Linked DNA regions of Mus musculus: region 1 is linked to region 2. The links are chromatin loops, found by intact Hi-C in ENCODE. Cell type or tissue: gastrocnemius. All regions are shown on one strand. Links, peaks and the distances in the headings refer to the core of each region. The heading gives the core; the rest is flanking DNA.

The links. Peaks named below come from ENCODE experiments on the same cell type or tissue, not always from the same donor. Only the 100,000 strongest peaks of a DNase experiment are listed, where the experiment ranks them.
Region 1: a loop joins it to region 2, with 3 times the contacts of the local background. A loop is called at or near these places in 28 of 42 quality-filtered maps.

The regions. Positions count from the first base shown.
Region 1 is chr2:35,542,658-35,547,600 of GRCm38, reverse strand. No RefSeq gene overlaps it. Among named protein-coding and RNA genes, the nearest start is that of Gm13446, 14 kb to the left of the region's middle. In gastrocnemius, for the core only: a CTCF peak has its summit at 2,799 (motif pointing left); DNase peaks (open chromatin) are centred at 2,154, 2,306 and 2,748; H3K4me3 peaks cover 398 bases; H3K27ac peaks cover 625 bases.
Region 2 is chr2:35,647,934-35,652,876 of GRCm38, reverse strand. The region is part of intron 2 of Dab2ip (disabled 2 interacting protein); the gene reads right to left. Among named protein-coding and RNA genes, the nearest start is that of Dab2ip, 28 kb to the right of the region's middle. In gastrocnemius, for the core only: CTCF peaks have their summits at 1,221 and 2,980 (motif pointing left); DNase peaks (open chromatin) are centred at 1,220 and 2,972; H3K27ac peaks cover 2,263 bases.

The DNA of each region.
Region 1 (4,943 bases), core at 627-4,626, 110 kb after region 2:
TGCATGCTCAGGCCAGAACACGTGTCCAGTGGCAGCCCTTGGAGACAGTCAGTATCCTGGCCCATTTATCCAGTCACTCATGCACGTAGTTAACTAATATTTACTGAGCATTTCTTACGACTTGAGTCCTAGGCTATGGCGGTAAGCACAGGCATGCCCCTGCCATCCTGTTCTTCACTGCCTGGTGAAAGAGGATTTGGTTATCCATTCGTTTGGCTACTGTTTATTGAGAGTCTGGCATCTGTCAGATATTGTTCTAAGCACCGAGACTCTAACACAGAAGAGCACAATAGGGGAGAAAATCCCTGCCCTCCCAGACTTAGAGTCTGGGCGAGGAGACAGATAATGAACACATAGACAAGGGCAGTGTGTCAGAGGCGATGAGTGAGCCAGGGAGGAGATGGAAAGTGCTGGGGAGTGGCTTTGTAGCTAAATTAATCTGGGGAGACCTCACTGAACAATGATCTAAAAGAAGAGGTGAGGGAAGGTGGAGGGGAAAGAAACAGGATCTTTGCAGACATGGGGACATGGTCAGAAGCCAAGGGGAGGCCCACTCAAGACCCTAAGGTTGTCTACGGAACAGTAGAGACCAGGCCAGCTCCTGAGCATCTAGCAGTCCAAGAGGGACCCAGTATATTCTAGGTAGGGAGATGGCCCAGGGGAGGCCTAGAACAGAATGAGGATCAGGGTCCCACTCACAGGTGGCTTCCCCATTGAGAACAGGCCTCAGAGGGGCAGAGTGGATGTCAGGAGGATGGGAGAAGGGAATTGAACTTGACCCAACAAGAGATCTAGAACCAGGTAGTCCCCATGGGGATGTGAGAAGTTGCGGGACTCTGACATGTTCTGCAGATAGCCACGGGCTTTCCTGATGGGTTGGCTGTGGGATGGTAAGAGGAAGGGAAATGGACACCAAGGTTCCTGTTTCCCAGGGCAAAGGATGTGGTCGACGGTGAGGAGCAGAAGAGTGGCTGAGCTTCAGGCTAGCTTTGTACTCTGACAGTTGGGCTACAGTAGAGAGGCTGGTAGCTGGTGTAAGGCTGAGCCTAGGGTTGGGGGCAGGTTCTCGCCCTTCAGGGACGGGTGGGATTGAGATACAGGTGCCTAGAGGAAGTGCCAGGAGACAGAAGGAGGAAAGTCTAAGGGTGAAAGTCTGGCCTTAGAAGATGGGAATGAGAAAAAACTGCCCAAGAAGGGGAGTAAGCCAGCATGTGGCAGGAGATGGCTCAGGAGCAGGGGACCCCCAAAGCTGGGGGATTCAATAAGGATAGTGCACTTGGGGCTAGGGGGTGGCAAGAGGCCATAGAACAAGGACTAAATGCCATCTTCAATCAAAAGGCAGGGCATGAGCAAGGGCCACATAGTGTCAACAGGACAAAGACAAAGAGGTTCAGCTGATTGCAGGAATCCCAAGGAGTGACACCAAGTCAGAGAGGGCTTCCTGGAAGAAAGGTGGTATAAACAGAAACTGACGGAGTTTACACTCATCCCCTAGGAACAGAGGGGGTTGCCCAGGCTGGGGGAGCAAAATGAACTCGGGACAGGAAGAATGGCTGCAGCATGTCATTTGAGGAACTGACAAGGAGCAACAGGGAATGAATTACCTCACAGGATCCTAGGAGTCACCAAGCCCTTGATGGCAGGTGGGTGATGGAGTCCACCCTGAGATAGATAGACCGTGGAGACGCAGGTGGGGAAAAGATACAAAGTCGGGTGACAGAATGCAGGGACATTTTCTGGAAGCTATCACCAGTGAGTCAGGAGGACATGCGGGGTCTGGAGGACAGTAGCGTGTGACAAAAAGAGACCAGGCTGATGGGGACCTATCTCATGTGGTTGACTTCAATCTGGTCCAGCTAGAGCTGTGTGCCAGGGGCCCTGGCAGTACCTTTATCATGTCTTCTCGTTTCCCTAAAGGACCCCTCCCCCCACCGGCCTACCCCCCCCCAGTCCTCCAGCTCCCACCCCCAGCCCCCCCAGTCTCCCCCCACCCCCGCGCCCCCCATTCCAACCACAGCCGCCAGTGACTGCTCTCCAGCCTTCTTACACAGTGCAGGGACATGTGAGTGCCTGCTGGGTGCCCCAGGTCCTGGCACAGGAGAGAGGAGATGATCCAGGCAGACAGGCTCTGGGTTCCCATGGGGCCCTGCCCTACATATGGCCCGAATCAAGTGTAGTGTTGGGAAGGGAAGGAGCTGGAGAGAATTCTAGAAGGACGCAGTATTTATGCTACAGGAAGTGAAAGAGCGTTTGCAAGAATGGAAACAATGAGGACAGTGACAGGCAGAAGGGAAGAAAGGGGTCCGAGGGGGTGGAGCATGGGCTGATTGCCAGAAGCGCATTGGAACTTGACTGAGGGTGGTAGGGAGCTGTGGAAGGCCCTGAGCAGACACCACTCGCTCAGAGACTGAGGTCAGTGCAGAGAGCCATGACCAACCACCTCACCACAGACCCCCTTCTCTTACAGCTAACTCCCGTGACAGGTGAGACGGGCCACGACAAATCGGGCTCCTGCTGGACTTTAAACTCTATACCTCTAGAGCAGATCCTGAAGGCCATACAGGCTTGACCAGGGTATCCAGGCTGGTCATGGGGAGATGTGAAGCCATTCGACTCACAGCAGCGGGAGCTACCCACGGGGACGGCTGACTTACTGAGTCTGTACTCCAGATACCACCTATTGAGGTTGCCGGCAGAATGCTGAGGAAATAAATCTGTTCACTAAGACATCCCACCCCTTCCCTGCCAAGGTCCGGGGCTGGAAGCAGCCGGCAGACTAGCAGCGCCACCGTGTGGCAGATGTGGGCCAGCACAACAAGGCGGTTCCACTGGGAGCCAGGAATAACGTTTGTTTGTTTGTTTGTTTGTTTGTTTGTTTGTTTGTTTGGATGGCTGTCCCAACCAGGAACATGCTCTAAGCCCTGGGCTCCATTCTCAGCCCTCTTTTCACTTTCCTTTTCCTTTTTATTGAAAAAAAATTTGAGACAAAGTTTCCTTAATTTGCCTAGGCTAGATTTGAACTCACTCTGTAGCAAGGCCAGCCTTGAACTCAAAATCCCCCTGTTTCAGCCTTTGGAGTAGCTGGGGTTTCAGGCCTGTGCCACCAGGCCTAGCTAAGGACACTTGATTATATACAGCCTTTCATGATGTATTTTCAATTTACTTCTACAACAACATCATTGGTCTGTTGGAGATTGCCAATTACTAGGTAATACATATCTAATGAAAATGTGTAAATGACATGGATTCTATATGTGACAAAAATAGACAGGTTTTTTTTTCAGAATTATCACCTCTTATCCTGCCAAGTTAAACATGGATTGCACTTTGTCAAGTAAGCTTCAGCACTTTTTCTACAGAATGTGGGGTGTGTGTGTGTGTGTGTGTGTGTGTGTGAGAGAGAGAGATGTGGTATGTGCATGTGTATAGTGTGTGTGTATGTGTGCACATGGTATAATGTGGTATGTGTGTGTGTGGTTGGTGTGGTATGTGTTTGTGTGGGGGGGTGTACGATGTGGTACATGTGTATGTGTGCTTGTTATGATGTGGTGTGTATGTGTGTGTGCGTGTGGTACGATGTGGTACTCATGTGTGTGTGTGTTTGTTATGATGTGGTGTGTGTGTGTGTGTGTGTGTGTGTGTGTGTGTGATATGACATAGTATGCATGCATGTGTGTGAGGTGTGATGTGGTGTGTGCATGTGTATAGTGTGTGTAGTGTGTGTGCACATGGTATAATGTGGTATGTGTGTGTGTGGTATGATGTGGTGTGTTGTGTGTGTGTGTGTGTGTGTGTGGTACGATGTGGTACTCATGTGTGTGTGTGTGTGTGGTATGATTGATGTAGTATGCATGTGTGTGTGTGGTATGATGTAGTATGCATGTGTGTGTGTATATATATACACAAATAAGACCATATCATGCATGACTTATATTCTGAATTTTGTTTTTCTCTTTGCTAACAGTGGAGCAGAAACTAAAAAATATTTTACATATGTAGACATGTGTGAATCATGTTGAATAGAATGTTGTGTGCTTACTGTCTAATTAACGTAAATTTAAAAAATGTATGTGTGGGTCAGGCAGTGCCATACACCTTTAATCCCAGCACTTTAATCCTCTGTCTCTGTGAGACAGAGGCAGGCAGATCTCTGAGTTTGAGGCTATCCTGGTCTTCAGAGTGGCAAGACAAAAATCCTGTCTCAGAAAAAAAAAAAAAAAAAGTATGTGTTTGGGTGTGTGGTATGCAGGCAGGTGTGTGTGTGTGTGTGTGTGTGTGTGTGTGTGTGTGTGTGTGTTCCCATATGTGGGAGTGTTTATCTATAGGTGCACATTTGGAGATCTAAGGCTGACATAGGGAATCTTCCTTCTCATTCACTGAGGCAGTATCTCTCAGATGAACCCACAGCTTGGCCATATGGTAGTTCGTTTAGGCAGCTTGACCCAGCAGTCCCCTGTATCCACCCTTGGAGCCCTAGGATCACAGGCAGCCCACCAGGCCCACCTGGCTCTGAGGGCTTGAGCAGCACCCTCACACTAACAAGCAGGGGCTTTATCCACTGAGCCCCCTTTACATCCAACAACTGAAGTGACTTTTTAAAAAGCGATTTATTTATTTATTTTATATATGCGAGTACACTGTTGTTCTCTTCAGACACACCAGAAGAGGGCATCAGATCTCTTTACAGATGGTTGTGAGCCACCATGTAGTTTCTGGGAAATTGAACTCCAGACCTCTGGAAGAGCAGCCAGTGCTCTTAACCACTGAGCCACCTCTCCAGTCCCAGTAGAAGAGATTTTTATTAGCATTTAAAAAAAATTATCTTTGATGTTTCCTTATGCTTCATATTTAAAAAGTCAAAATGTATTCTACACACACATACACATCCTCTTAAAACTTCATTCCGGGTGGGTTTGGTATTTATATTGATCATATCACTGTGT
Region 2 (4,943 bases), core at 643-4,642:
ATTCTTATACCCATGTAACCACATGACAGGAGCTGACCCAGCACACGCAATTCAGGAAGCTTCCACCAGGTCTTTTGCTAAAGCTTTTCACGACTCCTTTGATCCTCATAACCCACTATGCAGATGGGGCATTAGAGGCTCAGAAAGGGAAAATTTTGCATAGGGTCACACAGCCAAGAAGAAGCAGTGTTGAGTTCAGCCTGTGTACACACTCCACAACGCAACCATGAGGCCCTGAACCTTAGCCATTCTGTGACTTGGTTTCCTCATTCCTGCAATGAAAGCTGTTCTAGAAGCTAGCAAACCTCTAAACCCTCTATTTCTTGGGCACACTCCCCCACCATACCAGTGGAAATTCATTTGCTGTGATAACAAATGAAAGAGACCTTTTGAGAGCAGTGGCTAACCCAAAGATGGTCAGATAATCCTAGCCTCCCAGACACGCAACAGTCTGGGCTAGCCCTGGAGCAAGGCCGGGAGAAGTGCTAACCAATGGGGAACATCCCAGGGGATCTCTGACTTGAGCGGCAAGAAAGCCAAACTGCAAGGGCAGCAGCACCCGGAGTCCCAGGGGCAGCAGGCAGCGTGGCTACATGCCTTTCCACTAGGAAAACAGACGCACTTGGAGATGGCACCACGGGCAATTGTCCTCCCACAATCTGGCAGTTGCAGGTTGCCCTGGGAGTCGTGGCCTCAGAAGGATCAGAGGCAGAAACAAAGTCTGGGCAAGAGCTGATGTTCTTCTGGGGCTCCTAGGAGCTGGTGGGCCAGCTAGACCTTCATCTCAGAGTTGGTAGTCACAGTGGCCACAGACGTAGATTTGAAGAGGTAGCTGCTCCCCACTTCATCCCCATCTAATTAATTTGCTCCCTGTTGCCCCCCTCAACTCCCCTTCACTCCACCAGCCCCTAGCAGGTGCCCGCAGCAGGAGCTGAGGATTCCAAGGAATCAGATGCCAGTCCTGCCCTTGAGAAGGTCATGATCAGCTGGTGGAAGGGAGGCACGTAGTGAATCGTTAGTGACAGAGCGGAAGAGAGGAAGGACATGAGGACACATCCTGGAGCTGGGAAGAGAATGTCTGCCCAGGAAGACCAAAGCAAGGGATGGAAAGGTGGCAAAAAGATCAACCAGTCCGAAGTCAGAGGCTGAGGCAGTCCTTCCAGGCCCTGGATGCCCGGATGCCAGGCTGGAGAGAGAAATGGAGCCACCTGCTCCCACTAGAGGCCATCTGAGGCACTAGGGCGGGGGAGGGGTGTGGCTTCTCTAAGATGTTCTCTAAGCAATCCACAGGCAGTTATTCATCGAGACGTTAGACTTGTGTACGAAACAGATGTCAGTATCTGCCACCTCCACAGAAGGCCTCCTGGCTTCAGAAACAATCCCTGCCCAAGAACTCACATGTAATTACATCTGTAATCCAACCCCAGTGCCATGTGATCACTTTGTATTCACAGCAGGAAAATGTGAGGGAATGAGGGGTGGAGGGTGATGTGGTTCAGTGGTACAGTGCTTGCCCAGCCTACACACAGTCTTAAGCTTGATTCCCAGCACGGTATAAGCCAGGCATGATGGTGTATGCCTGTCCTCTTAGCACTTAAGAGGGGAGGCAGAAGACCAGGAGCCCAAGGTCTGGTCAGTGAACCTAGACACCAGTGAACTCTAGGCTAATAGTGAGAGAGCCTGTGTCTCAGGGAGAGGAAGTGAGGGGAGAGAGGGAGAGAGAGGGAGAGAAGCTGAGAAGGGACCTCAAAGTCAACACACATGTGCACACAAACAAACACTAATGGATACACACATGTGCACACACACAAACAAACACTAATGGATACACACATGTGCACACACACAAACACTAATGGATACACACATGTGCACACAGACAAATACTAACATATACACACTTGTGCACACACACAAACACTAATGGATACACACATGTGCACACACACACAAACACATACACACAGAGAGCAAGAAAGTGGAAACAGGAAGGCGGCATCTGAACCTTACCTCTGTCCAGGCTCCTGATCCAGGAAGGGGATAGGGCCTGCAGGACCACAGGTTGGGTACAAAGAAATAACCTCTCAGGCACTGTGTTGAGCAAGGGAAAGCGGGAGAGGGGAGCATGGATTCCGATGTCAGCTCTGGCCCTTACTGTGTGACCCAGCACAGTGTGCCCCCTCTCTGAGTCTATCATTCCTCATCCATAAGGAGGGGACTAAAAAATGATACTGGCTAGCACAGACTGGCCACAGGCAAGCCATTAAGGTCCATGACTCCTTCCACATCCAAGTGCTGGAGGAAGGAGCTTCAGCGGGCCCTTCCACTCTGCTCAATGTAGTCATCTTAGAAAGCAAAGTGTGTGTGGCCTGGAACTGTAAGGAGGAAATGAACACCACTGCAGTCTGCCTCATGGACCTGCCAAGAACAGGTTTATGATCCTCTACCATGTCACCACAGTCAGTATAGTCAGCCATGCTGAGCTTGGAACCCCGTGCAGAGAACCTGACCCACCATCTGCCTCACCTGGAATGCCCCCCTATTCCCTCCCAAAGTGGTGGAGAAGCTAACAAGGGGCCCAAGGAACCTCTAGGCAATTCAGTATGGCAGGGTCTAACCATTTAGTAGGCCCAGCCTGGTGACTTCAGGGCCCTAACCCTACTTGTCAGCTCACACACTAGCCTTTCACCCTGAGCCTCTCCTGATACAAGCCTGCTGTGGCCCCAAACCTTGGTCCTCCAATGACCCCAAGGGCCACAGTAGAGATCCAGCTCTCTGAAGAAATCGGGCCAAGCCAGCTCAGCCAGCCCCAACTGTCATTGGTCAACCGGATGTTCCCTGACCAGTGTTACTGTCACCACAGATCATCCTGCAGCCTCCATAACTCAATGGCTCCCTGTGGTCAGGGGTACAAACTAAGACCTCAGCTCTCACTAAGAGCCACCCAGATGTCCACTCGCTGCCCTCTGCTGCCTCCCGCTGGTGAGAAAACAGCCTGCAGACAGGCCAGCTCTACCCATGCTACTGTCCCCTTAGAACACTAGCTCTGGTTTCCTAAGCCTCTCACTCTCTCATCTCTCTCCAACTCCTAGTCCCAGCTGCACCTCAGAGCTCTATCAGGGATGCTGTTGCTTTGGGGCAGTAAGGGACAGTGTGAAGGGGGAGAAATAGGCCCCGCTACCTGGGGTTCTGGGCAAAGTATGGGAAGGGTGGACCCTGAAACACAAGCAGCAGGGTTAGACACCGGCTAACCGCCTACCTGCAGGCTTTGAAGCCCTCACAGCTGCCCTGTTTGGAGATGAAGAAAGAGGTCTGGAGACAGGTGACTTACCCACAGAGGGGAGCAGTGGCCCTCCCAGGTGCTCTGTGGGGAGACGTCAGCACTGTCTCCCTGGAGCACAGGTCGAGAGGAAAAGCCTCACACCATTCCACCTCCCCTTCACTGAACCCAGAATGCCACCCTGAATGAGAACGCCTGTAAGGAGCCTGTGACACAGCCCAAGAAGCAGTCTTCACACCCTCACGGTCATAAGGGAGGCCCCGGCAGAGACCAAGGGACACTCTGGAAGGTTCTAGAGCTGCAAAGAAGGTGTGCAGAGCTGTGTTTGTTCCCTTTCTTTCCTCTCCATGTCCCTATCCAAGCTGCCCAGGCTGGGCTAGTGCTTCCTGTAACTGACCAAGCAGGCTCCCACAAGGGCATGTAAGCTCAGGGGATCAAGGCTTAGGTGAGAAGAGCAGTTGGCTTGATCCTTTAACCCATCCTGAATGGCACCCTGACTCCCCGAATAAGCACAAATCCTGTTCATTCAGCCAGGAGATTGTTGCTGCCCCCTAGACCTGCACATCCTGAACAACTCCTGCATCTGGTGGTCTGACCAAAACCTACCTAAAACAGTCCCTCTCTAGAAAAGGGCCTCCTTCTGCAGAAGGCACACATGGCCAGATTGGTAGATCCTTCGGCCACCTCATCCACCTTCTACTCGCCTGTTCACACATAGGGAGACTACGGTAGGGAGAGGACAGAACAGCTGAAAACCTCAAGTGGGTACAAAGTACAAAGGCTTCTGTGCTCCCACTAACGCCCCTCACATTTCTTCTCCCTCAGCTTTTCCTTCCTGCTTCCAGCACGTCACTCGGGACCATTGGTCTGTTCCTGTTTGGGTCTATCTTCCTCTAACTATTGTCTCTTTTGTTGAGAAACTCCTGCATGTCCCTTAAAACCCAGTCATAAAGGTCCCCACTGTAAGAATTCTCTCATCTTCTTTTAGCCAGAGAGCCTTCATTCTGGGTTCCCACAGCACCCCAGGCACCGTCCCTGAATCAGAAACACAGTTTGTGCACAGCCCAACACTAGTGAAAGTGAACCAAGAAGACCTGCTTCTAGAAGCATCCACGCTCAACACAATGCCACGTTTATCTGCAGCTTCTGCAGTTCCCCCACCCCCAGCCTTCCTCTCTGACACTTCTCCATCTCACAAAATATAGCCCTGAGACCTAATTTCAGCCGAACCTTCAAAGTCTCCACTTTCAACTTCCCAAGGAGGGATCAACTGGCTTCCATGTTTCATTTCCCAGACCCTCTGCCACCTCCCACCCCAACCCTGCTAGACTGCTCAAGGTCAATGCCTAGGTGGACAGAGGAAGGAGGAAGGACTGAGCCCACACCTAGAGATGGAAAAGGCCAATGGGCCATCCAGGGTACCACAGCTATCAGCATTTCCTTGTCTCCGGTCAGCCTGATTCTTGGGAACACACTAGGAGACTGTGGCCCAGGAGGGCTTGGCTTGGGTTGACCCTACACCTGTAAACCCCACCACCTACATGGCCTTTCATCTTTGTCTTCCCCCTTCCCAGTACAGAGAAGGCAGACCTGGGTGGGAATCCCAAACACCTCCCAGAGAGAAACAGGCCACTGTGGTCACCTACTCTCAGCCCCTTCCCTA